Linked DNA regions of Homo sapiens: region 2 is linked to region 1. Evidence: chromatin loops called from intact Hi-C (ENCODE). Cell type or tissue: PC-3. All regions are shown on one strand.

Region 1 (8,000 bases):
CTTGTTGTATGCATATAACATAGTATGAAGATGTTAATACCAAGAGAAACTGGGTGAGAGATATATCAGAACTCCTATTATTATTATTATTATTTTGAGACGGAGTCTTGCTCTGTCGCCCAGGCTGGAGTGCAGTGGCACGATCTCGGCTCACTGCAACCTCTGCCTCCCGGGTTCAAGCAATTCTCTGCCTCAGCCTCCTGAGTAGCCGGGATTACAGGCATCCACCACCACGCCCAGCTAATTTTTGTATTTTTAGTAGAGACAGGGGTTTCACCATGTTGGCCAGGCTGGTCTCGAACTCCTGACCTCGTGATCCACCCACCTCGGCCTCCCAAAGTGCTGGGATTACAGGCGTGAGCCACCGCGCCCAGCCCAGGAACTCATTTTCTGTAAATGTATTTTCTGTAAACTTTTCCGTAAATCCAAAAGTATTCCAGAAAGTGGATAATGTGTGGAAATCTTCAATAACGCAACCTGTGTCATACAATGGGATGATGTCACAAAGCTGTATACAGTTTACGGGCGATAGGCAGCTGCGTCCTGCCCCTAATTTTTAGAATTAGAGCAGCTACCCGGTGCCAGGTGCTTTACTGTCGCTAATTCACAAAACGCCATGAACAGGAGCCTCCCCGTGAATGGAAAACCAGCAATGAGAGCGCTTCAGTCGCTTGACAGTCACATTCATGTGTGCACCTGATCCGGCGCTGGCTCCAAAGCCCATGTTCTTTCCCACACGCCCCACTGTGCCCCTCCGAGACTGGAACCGTAGAGAGCGACCACCTCTTTCTATCAGGCCCCAGTGCCCTGCAAGACACAAGACCCTCCGGGAGGGGTCTCTGTCCATGGGTCCATGGTCCCAGATGCTGGAGTGAGAGCTTCATTTGAAAGCCGATACACGGAATAACCACGAGGTGGCGACAGACCCCAGCAATATCCAGGAGAGATGCCCGCGGGCCCAGAGGAGCTGCCTGAGCTCAGGTGCTGCTCTTCGCCTGACTTCCCTGCTGGGCACAGCTGGTTATAAGGAGTTAATGCCTTTGCCCTGGCCACGATTTTTGTGAGGACAGAAGCGAGCCACTTCCCTCAAGCACCGTTATAACTCTGGAGGTCTATCTGTTAGGAACAATGCAGATTGTGCCTTCGCCGGCCTTTGGCAGAAACCGGCAGAGCTCTTTACATAGGACCACACCCCCAGGCACGCACACAACACACACACACTCACACACCCACTCACACACACACCCACACATACCACACACACCCAGACACACACACACCACACACATTCTCACACACACACACCCCTCCCCAGAGACACACAACACACACTCAGACACACGCCCAAACACGCACACAACACAGACACACATAACGCAGACACACACAACATATACACACTCATACACCCAGACACACAGAGACGCACAAGACTCAGACGCGCACACACACACTCATACACACACAGGCAGAAACCCAGATATACACAATCATACACACACCCACACACTTATGCACACTCACACTCATATACACACCCAGGCACACACACTCATACACCAAGATACACACCCACACACTCATACACAGACATACAGACACACACACACCAGATATGCACACTCACACATACACTCAGACACACTCACATACACTCTCTCACACACATACTCCTGGGAGGGATCCTGACATTCACCTAGGGGAGTCAGGGGCTACAGGCCTTGACAAGCATGCTAACAATTTCCAGTGTGGGTAACAGACCTGGGTCCTGGTCTCCCACCTTTTAAACCTCAGATGCTCCAGCCTGTAATCCCTACTACCTGGGTTTGAATCCCAGCTCTGTTACTTACCATTTATGTGACCTTGGGCAGGTGGCTTAGCTGTGGTCCTCACTTTCCCCACCTAGGGCCTAGAGACAGGAGCAGGGCTAAGCCCACTGGATTTTTAAATGTATAGCTGAAAGTCACTTGAATCAGAGCCTCATCAATGTCTGGCACTTTTTGCTGTTGTTTCTACCCCTTGAGGGAGTGTATTTACCCTGCCCCCAGTCCTCTGTATTCAACAGAATACAATTCTTGTATATGAAGACAACACGGGCTTACCATGACAAGCCTAGAAGAGGTCCTAATGAACAGGTGCCCTGCTATCTACTCAGGCTACGAAAGAAAAGACTAGAGATTCCTCCAAACTACAGACTCGATTCATGGGAGATGCTCTCCACCTCTAACTGGTTTCCAAGAATCCACCATAGTGGGCCATCTTGTTACCTAGGGAGGACTTGAGGGCACCCAGACCTCAAAGGATCCGCTAGGAAAGTCATGTGGGCAAAGCTGCAATGTTTTCTCTCTCCGTTCCTGAGAGTTTGGTTTTTCCAATGGTCAAAGTGAATGTTCAGGATCTACTGCCTTAAAAACCTTCTCTAGGCTAAAATGTGACAGCCCTATAATGACAGAGGACTTGCACACTCCAGCAGAGCATGCTATTCCTGTAGGCCCTCAAGTGTTTATATGAGACAGACTCAAGTGTTTTCTGGAAACAGTCATGTTGTAGCATAGGAGGGTGATGGAGCCTCCCAGGAAAGGGTGGCACCCATGAGTCCCCGGATTTTCCCTAGAAGGTGCCAGCCTTTACGACCTGTACAGAAGAGCTGCCTTCCAGGGGGCTGGCAGAGCAGAACTCCCCACATTGTGCCAGCTCATCGTCACCAAAAGCTCCACTGCCAACACGCACTTCATGGAGGGAGAGAGAAAAACCAGGGTTCAATCCGTTCTTTCTAGACCAGGGCTCCAGAAAGCAGGGGTCCTAGAGCAGGAGTCCCAGGAGTCTAGAGCAAGGGTCCCCTGACCAGCAGCATCTGCATCAACAGGGAGCTTACAAGAAATGCAGGTTCTCAGGCCCTGCACCAGAGCAACTGAATCAGGAACATTGCGGGTGGGACCAGCCATCTGTGTCCTAAACAGCCCCCCACAGGGGCTCAGATGAGCTCCAGCTGAAAAACCACGGGCCTAGATGCTCTGAGGAGTACGGTTCATCAAACCCAGCAGCCACTGCACTGTTCTGGCCTTCCTCAGAGTGACCTTTACAGACCTGCTGTTTTTCGTTTTTTGTTTTTCTGAGACAGAGTTTCACTCTCGTTGCCCAGGCTGGAGTGCAATGACATGATCTCTCGGCTCACTGCAACCTCCACCTCCCGGGTCCAAGGGATTCTCCTCCCTCAGCCTCCCGAGTAGCTGGGATTACAGAGCCTGTCGCCACGCCCAGCTAATTTTTTGTATTTTTAGTAGAGACAGGGTTTCACCATGTTGGCCAGGCTGGTCTCGAACTCCTGACCTCAGGTGATCCTCCCACCTCAGCCTCCCAAAGTGCTGGGATTACAGGCGTGAGCCAGCGCACCCAGCCCAGACCTGCACTTTTGTATTTATGTCACAGGCCTCCTTAGTAGAAAGTGGCGGGGAAAGAACCTAGAAGATCCTTGAAGCTCAGAATTTCCTGTGGGAAGAGGATGCGTCCACCACAGAGCATTCCTGGGGAGCCCACGCATCTCTCTGCACAGTGGCAGCCCGTGGATAACTTCACCTAATAAGAATTGATAGAGCTGACCCAGAAAGTACTAGCCTACACCGGACCATAGCCCTGCCACCCCTAGCAATTATATAGGGATTAGAGCAGAATATTTTATCCCAGCTTTCCCCGTGGCTTTTATCTTATTTTTCCTTCCTTTATTTATTTTTATTTTTTTAGATACAGGGTCTTGTTCTGTCACCCAGGCCGGAGTGCAGTGGCGTGATCGCAGCTCACTGTAGCTTCAAACTCCCAGCTCAGTCTCTGAAGTAGCCGGGACCATCAAGCCGGCTAATTTGTTTTTTGAAAAGATAGGGCCTCACTATGCTGCCCAGGCTGGTCTCAAACTTGTGGGCTCAGGGGATCCTCCTACCTGGGCCTCCCAACGTGTTGGAATTACAGCCATGAGCCACCGCGCCCAGCCTTTATTTCCTTTACTTATGAAAATAACATTTTAAATTAAATGCCTTAAGTCCTTTTGGCGATAGACCAGGTATGTTCAATAGTCTGCCAAAGACATGTGAGTTTTCTAAAGCTATTTCCATCCATGTCGGATTGGGGTGAGAGAAGGGAGACCCAGTTAGGCTGCTGGTAAATGTGTACATGGCCTGCACCTGCAATAATATAACCTGAACACTAGAGGGCACCAGAGCCCAAGAGTCAGGCAGCCCCAGACTTGGCCCTGAGCAGGAAGCACCAGGCGCAATAAAAGCCCCCTCCAGACCCCATAACTATCCAGGCTGCAAGAGCTGCAAGATCCAGACCCTCCTCAGCCTCACACCTCCAAACACCCACCTGCCCGTGTTCACCTGTGGGGTGGTCAGTAAGCAAGTGCCCAGGGACACACGGAGCAGGGCTGCAACCCCAGGCCATCAGTCGGCCTGTGCTCTGAGCCCCCACTGCGTGCCAAGTGCTGCAGGGAGGGAACCATGATGGTGCCGTGCACGTGTGCAGAGCCTATCACTTACCAAACATGTTCGCCCACACACAGACACACAGACATGCACACGCCACCTCTTTATATCATCCCCAGCACCCAGTAAGGCCAGCTCCATCACCCCATCCTGCTGATGAGAAAAATGAGTCCCAAGAGTGCACGGTGACTTCTCAGGGTCAGACATCCTGGCTGGTTAACAGCCGCCCAGCTGGGGAGGTCCCACTCGGCCCAGGGTGGTTTTCCACTTTAGCGCAGCACCTCCCAAAAAGCAAACATGAACCTGTTCTCGGGAGTCCTGCCTGCGATAACCTGGAGCTGGGCTAAACCTGGAGTGAATGCTGTTAACCAAGCTCAGGGCGGGTTTCCAGGAGGCTGAGCTCGCACAGCCACAATGGCAAAGCCACCACTCAGAGAGCTGGAGCCCTTTAGTTTCCCGGCGCCTCCTGCCGGTTCTTCCCGTAAACGTCTGTGGCTCATGCTGCACAGTATTCGGTTGCATCTGCTGCTTCATGGCTCTGTAAAAGGCAAGGTGGGGGGCTGTGTATATGTACGCATGAGTATGCATGCACGTGTGTATGTGCACATATATATGCATTTATGCACCCCCTAGAGGCACTATGGGCCATGAGGGACCTGCCTGTCCCTCCCTGCACCTCATTCTGGCCACAGTGGCCAGTCCTCTACCCCTGTCCCCAGCCGTGTCCTGCCCCAGACCCACCGGGAAAATGCAAGGGAGAGACAAGGCACCCTGCACAAATCCACAGACGCTTACAGGGTGACACCAGAAAGGAAACCTCCAGGCAACCTACCTGTCCCGGAGCTCACAGGGAGTGTGGCCCTCCCAGACACCCAGCCTGACTCCCCAGACACAGCCATCATCCAAAAATGGCACCACAGAGGCAGCCATCAATTATTTTGTTTCTAGTCTTGCTCAAGTTTTTTGCACTTATTCCCTTTTTGTCCTAATAAATAATTTCCATCAAAAGGAATCCCGCGAACATGGCTATTTGGCAGAGAACAATCATATGTCAAACTTTCCTACATCTACAAGAAGAATGGATCTGTTGAAACCCATTTAAGTCTCAAATGATGTATACAGAATATAGAGAATATTCTTTGCCACAGATGAGAATATCCCTCTCGTTCTGAAAATCTGGCTGAGCAGGGCCGGTGCTGGAGCAAGGTCCGTGCTGGAGCAAGGTATGGGGGAGTCCTCTTTCCCATGACCACTTGCATGGGTGTCTTCATGAGACCCACTGGGCATGGTGGTGGGGAGAGGGCTCATGGGGCTGAGCTCCTGGGGGTGAGCTGTAACCCTTCTTTGGGGACTTTTTATCTCAGACTGAAGGGCTCAGTCTCGGTGACCAGGGCAGATTCTGCCACCCTGCAGCTGTTTTGGAGGAAGGTCAGGGAGGCCCATGAATATGGAACCAACCAGGAGGAGGTTCTTGGGACACACAGATCCAGGACAACACAGCCCCAGGCTGACGTCCCCATCAGACCATCCATGAGGCACAAACCAGCGCCCGCCATACTCTGAAGGGCCCATGAAAATGTTTTAACTTCTTTTAAAATCAGGGGAAAAAAAAATAGAACACATGCTTTTAGGTAAAAAAAATGTTTTAATATATCATAATATTTGACATTTTTAATATATTTTTTAAGTAGGAAGGGATCCAAGAGGGCAAAGTTGCCCAGAACCTGCAAAAGTCAGAATGGCTAGAGTGGCCCGGGAAGTTTCCAGAACTCCTGAGCTGGGACAGCCGAGGTACACTGACAACCGCACCATAGACAGCCCCCCAAAGCCAGATGCCCCTTCTCGTGGGCCCTGAGAGGGGAGTTACTGCACCTGCCAGAGCACAGCTACATGGCCCAAGGTGCTTCCAGCTGCAATGAGACCCTAAGAACTCTGTCCACTTAGGAAAGGTTCTTATCCAACCCCGGGGCCAGGCAGGAATGGGCGTGGAGAGCTGGGTAACAGCAGAAAACCAGGAAGATGCAACTCTCCCCGTTCTCCTGAGACAAACCCTAGTGCAAGACTCCACTGCATTTCCTTCCATTTCTATTGACTATGGTAATATGCACATACCACGCAACTCGGCATTTTAACCTGTTTCAAGTGTACGATGACAGCACATTCACAGTGTCGTGCAAGCATCACCACCATCTAGGTCCAGAGCACTATCAGCCCCTCTGAAAGGAAACTCCACCCCATTCATCAGCCACTGTCCACTCCCTGACCCCAGCCCAGCCCCTGCCAGCCACTAAGCTCCTTCCTGTCTCTGTGGGTTTGCCTATCCTGGACATTTCATAGCAATGGGATGTGCAACAGGGGGCCTTTTGTGTCTGGCTCCTCTCAGCCTCAGGTTTTCAAGGTACCTCCATGTTGGTAGCACATGTCCATGCTTTGGTCCTTTCTATGGCTGAATAATGCCCCCCACACACACACTGCCTGCTACCTTCCATTGGTTTTTCTCCCCTTAGGGGCATGAAAGTGCTAATAAAGGAAAGCTGAAACCTCTATGACTTATGTTAACAAACCTCAGCTCCAAGCACTCACCTAGGTAAGAGATGTGGGTGCTGAGAACTGAAAATGAGCAGGCACACGCTTTTTTATTATTTATTTTTGTTTTGTTTTTTTTTTGAGACGGAGTCTCGCTCTGTCACCAGGCTGGAGTGCAGTTGGCGCCATCTCGGTTCACTGCAACCTCTGCCTCCTGGGTTCAAGCGATTCTTCTGCCTCAACCTCCTGAGTAGCTGGGATTACAGACGCTCACCACCATGTCCGGGTGATTTTTGTATTTTTAGTAGAGACGAGGGTTTCATCATATTGGGCCAGGCTGGTCTCGAACTCCTGACCTCGTGATCCACCCGCCTTGGCCTCCCAAAGTGCTGGGATTACAGGTGTGAGCCACCACGCCCCACCTATTAATTTATTTATTTTGAGACAGAGTCTCACTCCATCACCCGGGCTGGAGCGCAATAGTGTGATCTCGACTTATTGCAACCTCTGCCTCCCGGGTTCAAGTGATTCTCCTGCCTCAGCCTCCCAAGTAGCTGGGATTATAGGCAAGCGTTCATAAATGTTCCCATACACGTCTGTGGCTCATGCTACATGGTATTCGGTTGAATCTGCTGCCTCATGGCTCTATAAAAGGCAAGGTGGGGGGTGTGCATATGTGTGCACATGAGCATGCATGCACGTCTGGCTATTTTTTCATATTTTCAGTAGAGACGGGGTTTCACCATGTTGGCCAGGCTGGTCTCGAACTCCTGACCTCAAGTGATCCTCCCACCTTGGCCTCCCAAAGTGCTGGGATTACAGAAGGCAAGCACATTTTTAAACCACAAAACACAAAAAGTCAGATCCACCTGCGAGCGTGCATTCTGTCTGGCGTCAGCCCTAATAGTCTCCCTCTCTTCCATCATTCAGGGCCCCAGGGAGTCGAGTGCTTACTCAGCACTTAGACCAGGGGATTCAGGGATTTCTGCCTGGAAAGCC
Region 2 (8,000 bases), 55 kb after region 1:
ACAATCAGAAAATAATGATTTGTTCCTACATCAACACTGCAGTTACTCAGTTCATATATTTGTTTATTGAACTGAGAGCTTCTATTAAATTGTGAATATATCAAATAGTGTTTGTTGAGCTGAGAGTCTCTTTATGTGATAAGTTTGTTTCTAAAACTAATTGCTGCTTTAGAATACCTATAATGCAAATTATTCCGCCTGGTACCCGCTCCTCCTTTGAGAACAACGCTTCCCACCTCGTCCCACGGTTCTGGCAGGAGCAGCTCTGTTGGTGCATGGCCTTCTTCCTCCCCTTGGCTACAGTTGACGGGTCCAAGGATGGGCATCTGACTTTAGCTAATCCAATCAGAGTCCTGCCTTGAGATTTGGCTGACTAGAACCGAATAAGGGAAGCTCGCCCTCAGTGAAAGCTGCAAGATGTAAAAGTCAAGGGCAAGAGGGTGCTCATGTTTCCTCCCAAATGAAGAAAGCAGATCTGTAAAGAGAGAGAAGAAAGCTCCGTGCAGAGAAAACTCATTCCACACATGCCCAGAAGATGGACTATATTCTTTCTGTCCTTCCGGTTGATATTTCATTCTTTCTTGATTGTTGTTGTTGCTTTGTTTTGACATAATCCTTCCAATAAATACCTTGGGATCCATGCTAGTCCCACTTGGGGATCTACTCCTTGCAGCTCCCAATCCATGCATTAAGAGGTCATGATAAAGACAGTCACAGCTGGCCGGGCACAGTGGCCCACGCCTGTAATCCCAGCACTTTGGGAGGCCGAGGCAGGTGGATCACCTGAGGTCAGACTGGCCAACATAGTGAAACCCTGTCTCTACTAAAAATACAAAAATAACTGGGCATGGTGGCAGGTGACTGTAATCCCAGCTACTTGGGAGGCTGAGGCAGGAGAATTGCTTGAACCCAGGAGGCAGAGGTTGCAGCGAGCTGAGATCACCCCATTGCACTCCAGCCTGGCCGACAAGTGTGAAACTCAGTCTCAAAAAACAAAACATGACCGGGCGCGGTGGCTCACGCCTGTAATCCCAGCACTTTGGGAGGCTGAGGCGGGTGGATCATGAGGTCGGGAGATCGAGACCATCCTGGCTAACATGGTGAAACCCCATCTCTACTAAAAATAAAAAAAAAAAAATTAGCTGGGCATGGTAGCGGGTCCCTGTAGTCCCAGCTACTCAGGAGGCTGAGGCAGGAGAATGGCGTGAACCTGGGAGGCGGAGCTTGCAGTGAGCCGAGATCACGCCACTGCACTCCAGCCTGGGCAACTGAGCAAGACTCTGTCTCAAAACAAAACAAAACAAAACAAAACAAAACACAAAGACAGTCACAGCAACTACTGAGACGGGAAAGCTATCATGGCATGGTGTGCATGCCTGTATTTTAAAACAGACAGATACTTACAGACTATCTTCCGGCTAAACATTTTCCTAAGTTTTGGAAGAAGTCTCAATAAATTGGAACAAGTCTCAATTTTCCTGCTCAGAATTCTCTGATGCTCAGATGATGATGGTTCAATTGGAGGTAGCTCACCAGGGCAAACGGCCTGCTTCTGCACTGCCAGAGGAACGAAGGTGGAAGCCGCTCAAAAAGAGGAGCTTCAGTTGGAGCAACTCACCTCAGCACTAAAAGAAAGATGTGAAGTCCCCTGGGGAAGTCAGAAGCCGACAAAGGATGACAGAGAAAACTCCAGAAATGTTAAAGAGAAAGAGATCAACAACTGGTACATTAATAATCTGAATGATAGAAGAAACCTAGAAAATTTGCAAACTGCTTCAGTTGATGAAACTTTTCTCAATTGTAATAATTATTTGTCCATTCCATTATTATAAGGCCTCTGTTTGAGCAGAAATACCATGCATAAAAGAAGAGAAAAAGGATTTGTTCTGTGTGTCTTTTTTTTTGGAGACAGAGTCTTACTCTGTTGCCCAGGCTGGAGTGCAGTGGCGTGATTGGGCTAACTGCAACCTCCACCTCCCAGGATGAAGCAACTCTCCTGCCTCAGCCTCCTGAGTAGCTGGGACTACAGGCATGCACCACCACGTCCAGCTAATTTGTGTATTTTTAGTAGAGCTGAGGTTTCAACATGTTGGCCAGGCTGGTCTCGAACTCCTGACCTCAAGTGATCTGCCTACCTTGGCCTCCCAAAGGGCTGGGATTACAGGCGTGAGCCACCGTGCCCGGCCCTGTGTGACTTTTGACTCCAGTTTTTGGATGAATCAGGGTCCTAACAGGATACAAACAGCACAACCACTTTGGGGGACTGAAAAGAGCTTAAGACAGAGATGATGTATTATGGGATGGGCAGAGTTCAAGGAACCAACAAGGGAGAGTGCAGGTTCATGGGGCCAGCAGTGGTGGGAAGGCATGACCCCCACCCTCTGAAGTCAGACGGGGCAAGGAGAGCAGAATGTTTCCAGAACCCAGAGACAGCAGCTGCGGAGAAAGGACAGCCTGCCAGAAACTGAGGCTACTTTCCTTCCACCCTCTAATCTTCTGCTATTCGCTCCACTTGCTGAACTCAGCTGGAATCCAGTGGCCAAGGGAGCCTGCTGATGCAATCCCTACAAGGGCAGCTCTTGGGGCACAGATCAGGGGTGAAATGGAGACAAGATCTGGATGGGCAAAGGAAGGAGATCCAGCTCACGTTTCAAGGGTGAGTTTCCACTCTCGTGCCAGCGTTAGAGGGGGATGCTAGGGAGAGACAGCGCCCCTGACATCCCCCCCAGCTCTAGACCTCTGTTGCCACTTGGCTTTCAGACATCTGTCCCTCGGTGCCTCTCAGATCTAGCACATCCAAACCAGACCACTGATCCTGCTACTCAGTTCTGAACCATTCTTGGACCTCCTGATGATGTGTCATGCTATTTTTCCAGATTTCTCTTCCTGGCCACCCAGGCTTAAAGCCTCAGGGCTACCTCCACTGTGCCCTCTTCGACATGTGGTCAGTTGCTACCCCCTCCCTCCACAATCCTACACTCCACCATCTTACCCATCCTGTCTTTTCTCATTTTCTTCCAACTAGACCGGTGGCATCTACTTCTAACTGTCATCTCTAATCTCTTCCCCTTTAAATGTACCCTACACACCACAGCCTGATTAATCTGTCTAAAACACAGCATGGATGGTGATTCATCTGCCCATGTCTCAACCAACCCAGCCCTTCCTTGTTCCCCAAATATGCCCCATGCTTGCCTGCCTTCATTTCTTGGCTAAAACCTTTCCTTTGCCTGGAGGAGGGGCTGCCCTTCATCTTTTTCTCCTGAAGCCAAGCTTTCTTTCATGCTCCCAAAATATTTTCATCTTCCCTCCTCCCCTCTCTCTAGATATTCTGCTTGTACCTTTCTTATGGCACATATTCCAGCTTAACTTATATTACCGTAATTCGGGGACATGGGTTCTTTCTTATTTTCCTTACCCCATTGCAAATTTGAGAGCCAGAGTCATGCCCTGTTCATTTCCGTAGTTGCCCCTGAGACCTAGCCAAACAGCTGGCACATAGTGGATGCTAAATCCCCATGCAGTGAATGAATGAATGTGGCTATCACTTAGGATATTTTCCAAAAGCCGTATGTACAATATATTTCTTGGCCTGTCTCTCTTGTCTACATAATGATACAAATCAAGGAAGGCCCTAACGAGTCCCATGTTGATTGTGGGGCATATGACTAATCCCGTAATACACTTGGACTGCTTTATGAAAGCACTTTTCAAACAGCTTTATAGCATATCTAGGCCACAAGGTTGGGAATAGATACCTAGAGATTTATTGGATCATTAAATGAACTAGGGAACAATAGGCATTGTGTTAATTTACACACACAGTGGGAGAGATCCAGGACACCTAAACCATCCCCATGTTAAAAATCAGCCCTCAGGCCCCATATAGTCTGCAACTCACCCAAAAGTACCCCCACGAGGTACACAGGAGCCTCTCCCCAGGCTCATGGAAACAGCAACAAAAGTCTTAAAGTCTTAAGTCCACCACAAAGATCTGATCGGTGTAGGTGGGGGAGGATGGGTGGTGGGAGAGAAGAGAGGAATTGTCAAAAGTGCAGTGATTTAGTGTCTGTCTCTTTCTTCCCTTCTCCCTCCCTCCCTCCCATCACCCTGCCTCCTGCACAAGGAACTATTGAGAAGGCACAGAACAAACGCTCCCTTATGCGGCTCCCACGGCGTCTCTCGGTTTGTCGGAGACAGCTGCCCAAAGCACGCTATGGTTACTCATTACCCGGGTTCCCAGGCAGGAAAAGGAGCAAACTTAATAGACTCGAACTAACCCTGAGCTCAAATACTCCAGCCATAAATAAATAAATAAGTCAGGTGTACCAGGGGAAGGGGAGGGAAGTGAACGGGGAATGGCTGGGGAGGGGTCGGCAGTGTAAGCGGACTGAGTGGGGCCGGGTTGCGGGGGCGGGGGTGGCGGTGAACACAACCCAAGAGTTTCTGAAAGGGGAGGGGAAGGATGGAGGGAGGGAGGAAAACTCTTTTCTCCCTTTGGAGGAAGGACAGAGGGTGTTTGTGTTGCTTGCTTGTCCCCGCCTGCAGAGTGGACGAGAGGCTCTCAGCTGGCCATCTGGGGACCTTGCGGAAAACTAGAACTTTGAGGGGAAAGGAAAGAAAGTCCTGTTTCTCCAGCGTGAGATGTGGCTGGGGTTTTGCTTTCCTCCTGACTCACAGAGTAAATGGTTTAGTTCATGGCCATCGAAGTGCCCATTGAACAGATGGGAAGGGCAAGGATGGAGAGAGAAGCAAAGGGACTGAGGGGCAGAGTGACTGTTGGCAGGAAGTCAGTCGTGCTCCAAAACTTTGAAGTCGTCTCTATGAGTGCTCCTCAACCCACACACTTTTGCCCCTCCCCCTACTCTGGAGACACTGGGCAACGTCTGGAGAGGTTTTTCATGGTCACAACTGGGAAGCCAGGGTGGTACTGGCATTTAGTTGGTAGAGGCCAGGATGCTACTCACCACGCTACAAGGCACAGGACAAAACCCTGTAATAAAGAATGATCCAGGCCGGGTGTGGTGGCTCATGCCTGTAATCCCAGCACTTTGGGAGGCCGAGATGGGTGGATCACCTGGATCACCTGAAGTCAGGAGTTCAAGACCCGCCTGATCAACATGGTGAAACCCCATCTCTACTAAAATTACAAAATTAGCCGGGTGTGGTGCCAGGCGCCTGTAATCCCGGGTACTCGGGAGGTGGAGACAGGAGAATCGCTTGAACCCAGGAGGTGGAGGTCGCAGTGAGCCATGATCCAGCCATTGCACTCCAGCCTGGGAAACAGAGCAAGACTCTGTCTCAAAATAATAATAATAATAAAGAATGATCCAGCCTCAAATGTCACAGTGCTGAGACTGAGAAATCCTGCTCAAGATGTAAGTCTCAGAACCCAACCTCCATCCCAGGCTGCCTCTAATTCTGCAGAGGGCATCTGTCAGTCCATAACAGGTCCATAAATTCACTCCTTCTTCCAGGGTGAAGAATGGAGAAAAATCAAAGAACAGCACATGCAACGATGCATTGGTGATCTCCTTCCTGCTAACCCTGTGGCCAAGAACACAAAGCAAACACGACCCCCAACAGAGAAGGCAGGGGAGGAGCCCACCAGTCAAACCAGCATTCCCTAGTCCCCGCCTGATCATTGAACAGACTTGAGGGGGCGCAGCATCTTTTACCTGGTCTCAGAATTTCTGCCAGTCTTGGCATGTTGGGGGCTTGGGAGGTTGCATTTTGGGTTTTGTTTTATGGCTTAATCTGGACCTCAATTCAGTCAAGTCAATGAGAGCAGGGACAGTCCCCAGTCACCATCTCAGGACCATGGCAAAATGTAATGAGCTTTTTCAGGAATTTAAAGTACTCACAGAAGGGCCTTCTGCAAAAATGAAGCATGACCCAATGAGTGTAGCCCAGCGCAGTGAGGGTGGACAACTTCAAGGCCATTGTTTTTCAGGGGGCTGTGGCAGCCAAGAGTTGCTGGGCCCTGTACAACCGTCAAAGTACTCCCAGGAATGCCACTGGTCTTTCCACAGTTGTCCAGGGGTGGAGAATCCACTGAGGGTCAATGACTCTGTTACAGTCATGTCAGTACCTTAAAGGTTTGTGGTGGGGGGCTGTGGAGGAGTTGGGGAGGGATTATATCTGTAGTGTGTGCGTGTATGTGATGTGCATGTGCATGTATGTAATGTGTGTGTAGATGTGTGTGATGTGCAATGTTTGTGCATATGCGTGTGCTTGTACCTGTATGTGATGTGTATGCATGGCATGTATGCATATATATAATGTGTGTGTGTACGTGTGTGCCTGTGTGTGTGTGTATGACACACCAGCTGATCAATGCCAGAACAAGAAGACCAAGGAAGATTCCAGAGATAAGACTGTCCTACATCTCTGATTGATGGGCATCTTTGAAGACGTAGGCTAGCATCTAGAGGCTTCGAGAGGAAGCTCTGCAATTTCAATTCCTGTCTCTGCTACTTCGGAGCTACGTTACCTTGGGCAAGATGTTTAATTTCAGCAAGACCCAGTTTTTCTCGTCTCTGTAGAGGGGCAATAAAAGGACCTACCTGTGGGTTTCAGGAATTAGTGAATTCATGGAAAGCACCTAGCACTGGGCACAGAGCAAGCACACAGATGTTGCCTGTTCCAATTATCACTGCTTCAGGAGACAGTTCTTCCTGGAGTCTAACCTAAGGCTGCCTGCCTCCTTCCCTGCCTCCGAGGGACTCCATTCCCCTGATCACCATCTCTGTGTGACACAGTCCTCTTGACTTTAGCTGCTTGTCTTTGGGAATGTCAAAACTCAACACTCCAGCTGTCCCCGGTTCATGTAGCCCAGCCAGGAAGGAACCGGGGGAGCTGATCACCAACTCTCAGCCTCACACGTACCTCGGGGACCCCAAAACATTTTCTGGTGGCCCAGCAGACTGAAAAAGTCTGGCTGGGGTTTTCCCCCTTTGTGCCTGCAGCCAATGCCAGCTGAGGCTTTCCCTCCTAATTCCCCAGATGCCTGACGGCGTTATTGCCACAATAAAGCAATGACAGTCCCCTATCAGCTCTCAATCAGCCTAGCCTGCCCTTCACAACCGGTTTGTCAGACCGCCCCGCCCTTCCTCGTTGTTAGCTCTCTGCTTGCTTATCTGCTGCTGGAGACAGAAGTCTCTGGTTTAATTGTGGCAAATTAATGATTGAACTCCACAGCCAACTCCTCCCCAAGTGCACGACAATCCCTCCCATTGAAGGCGCCAAGAAGGAACTCACTGTCATCGCCGAGACCAGAGTCAGCGGGTGAAGGCAGCGACCAGTTCTGGAACCACATTCAGTCCCACACCCAAGCAGCTGAGCGAAACTCTTCCTCCTCCACGAGGCCTCTCCCAGCCCTTCAGTTCATGACGCCTTGGTGAGAGAGGTCTGTATAGCAACACGGCTGCACTGAAGCTTCCTTTGTAGGTCGATCGATGGTGCTGTGCCACATAAATCACCAGCTTATTTCTCCTGGCATGTGAGCACCTATGCCCGATGAGAGCAGATACATAATCAGTGTTGAGTTAATGAAGGAGCACAGATGAGTCTCCTCTCCCGACTCAATCAATTTTATTGTATAATGGTGGCTATATATTTAATAACATGTAACTCACAGGCTCGGTTTCAAGCACTTCCTCCTAATAACTCTACGAGGTAGGTACTGTTGCCATCAACACCTGTTTTACAGATGAGGAAACTGAGGCACTGAGAGGTTAAGTTGCATGTGTAAGACTCTAATGAGTGGCAAACTAGGATTCAGACTCAGCGTCCACACACCTAAGCATCACAGTATACCCCACCCATGAGGATGCTACCCTTATATAAAATGGTAAAATGAAAACCTGGACTCTACCACCCAACTGAAGATCTAGAAGATGATCCATGCCTCACTCTGACTTTCTTTTTCTTTTTTTTTTTGAGACGGAGTCTTGCTCAGTAACCCAGGCTGGAGTGCAGTGGCGCGATCTCAGCTGACT

The links. Peaks named below come from ENCODE experiments on the same cell type or tissue, not always from the same donor. Only the 100,000 strongest peaks of a DNase experiment are listed, where the experiment ranks them.
Region 2: a loop joins it to region 1, with 5 times the contacts of the local background. A loop is called at or near these places in 8 of 110 quality-filtered maps.

What each region holds. Positions count from the first base shown.
Region 1 is chr17:72,556,202-72,564,201 of GRCh38, forward strand. All of the region lies in intron 1 of LINC00673 (long intergenic non-protein coding RNA 673), which reads right to left. Among named protein-coding and RNA genes, the nearest start is that of LINC00673, 33 kb to the right of the region's middle. RefSeq lists an enhancer at 578-1,078. In PC-3, CTCF peaks have their summits at 888 (motif pointing right), 4,190 (motif pointing right), 4,989 (motif pointing left), 5,189 and 1 weaker place; DNase peaks (open chromatin) are centred at 950, 4,210 and 4,900; H3K27ac peaks cover 1,734 bases.
Region 2 is chr17:72,611,056-72,619,055 of GRCh38, forward strand. LINC00511 (long intergenic non-protein coding RNA 511) reads right to left here. Exons shown (of 5, transcript NR_033876.1): 3 at 7,261-7,509. Among named protein-coding and RNA genes, the nearest start is that of LINC00673, 22 kb to the left of the region's middle. In PC-3, no CTCF peak of the experiment used is centred here; DNase peaks (open chromatin) are centred at 3,126, 3,676, 4,186 and 7,106; H3K4me3 peaks cover 1,900 bases; H3K27ac peaks cover 4,354 bases.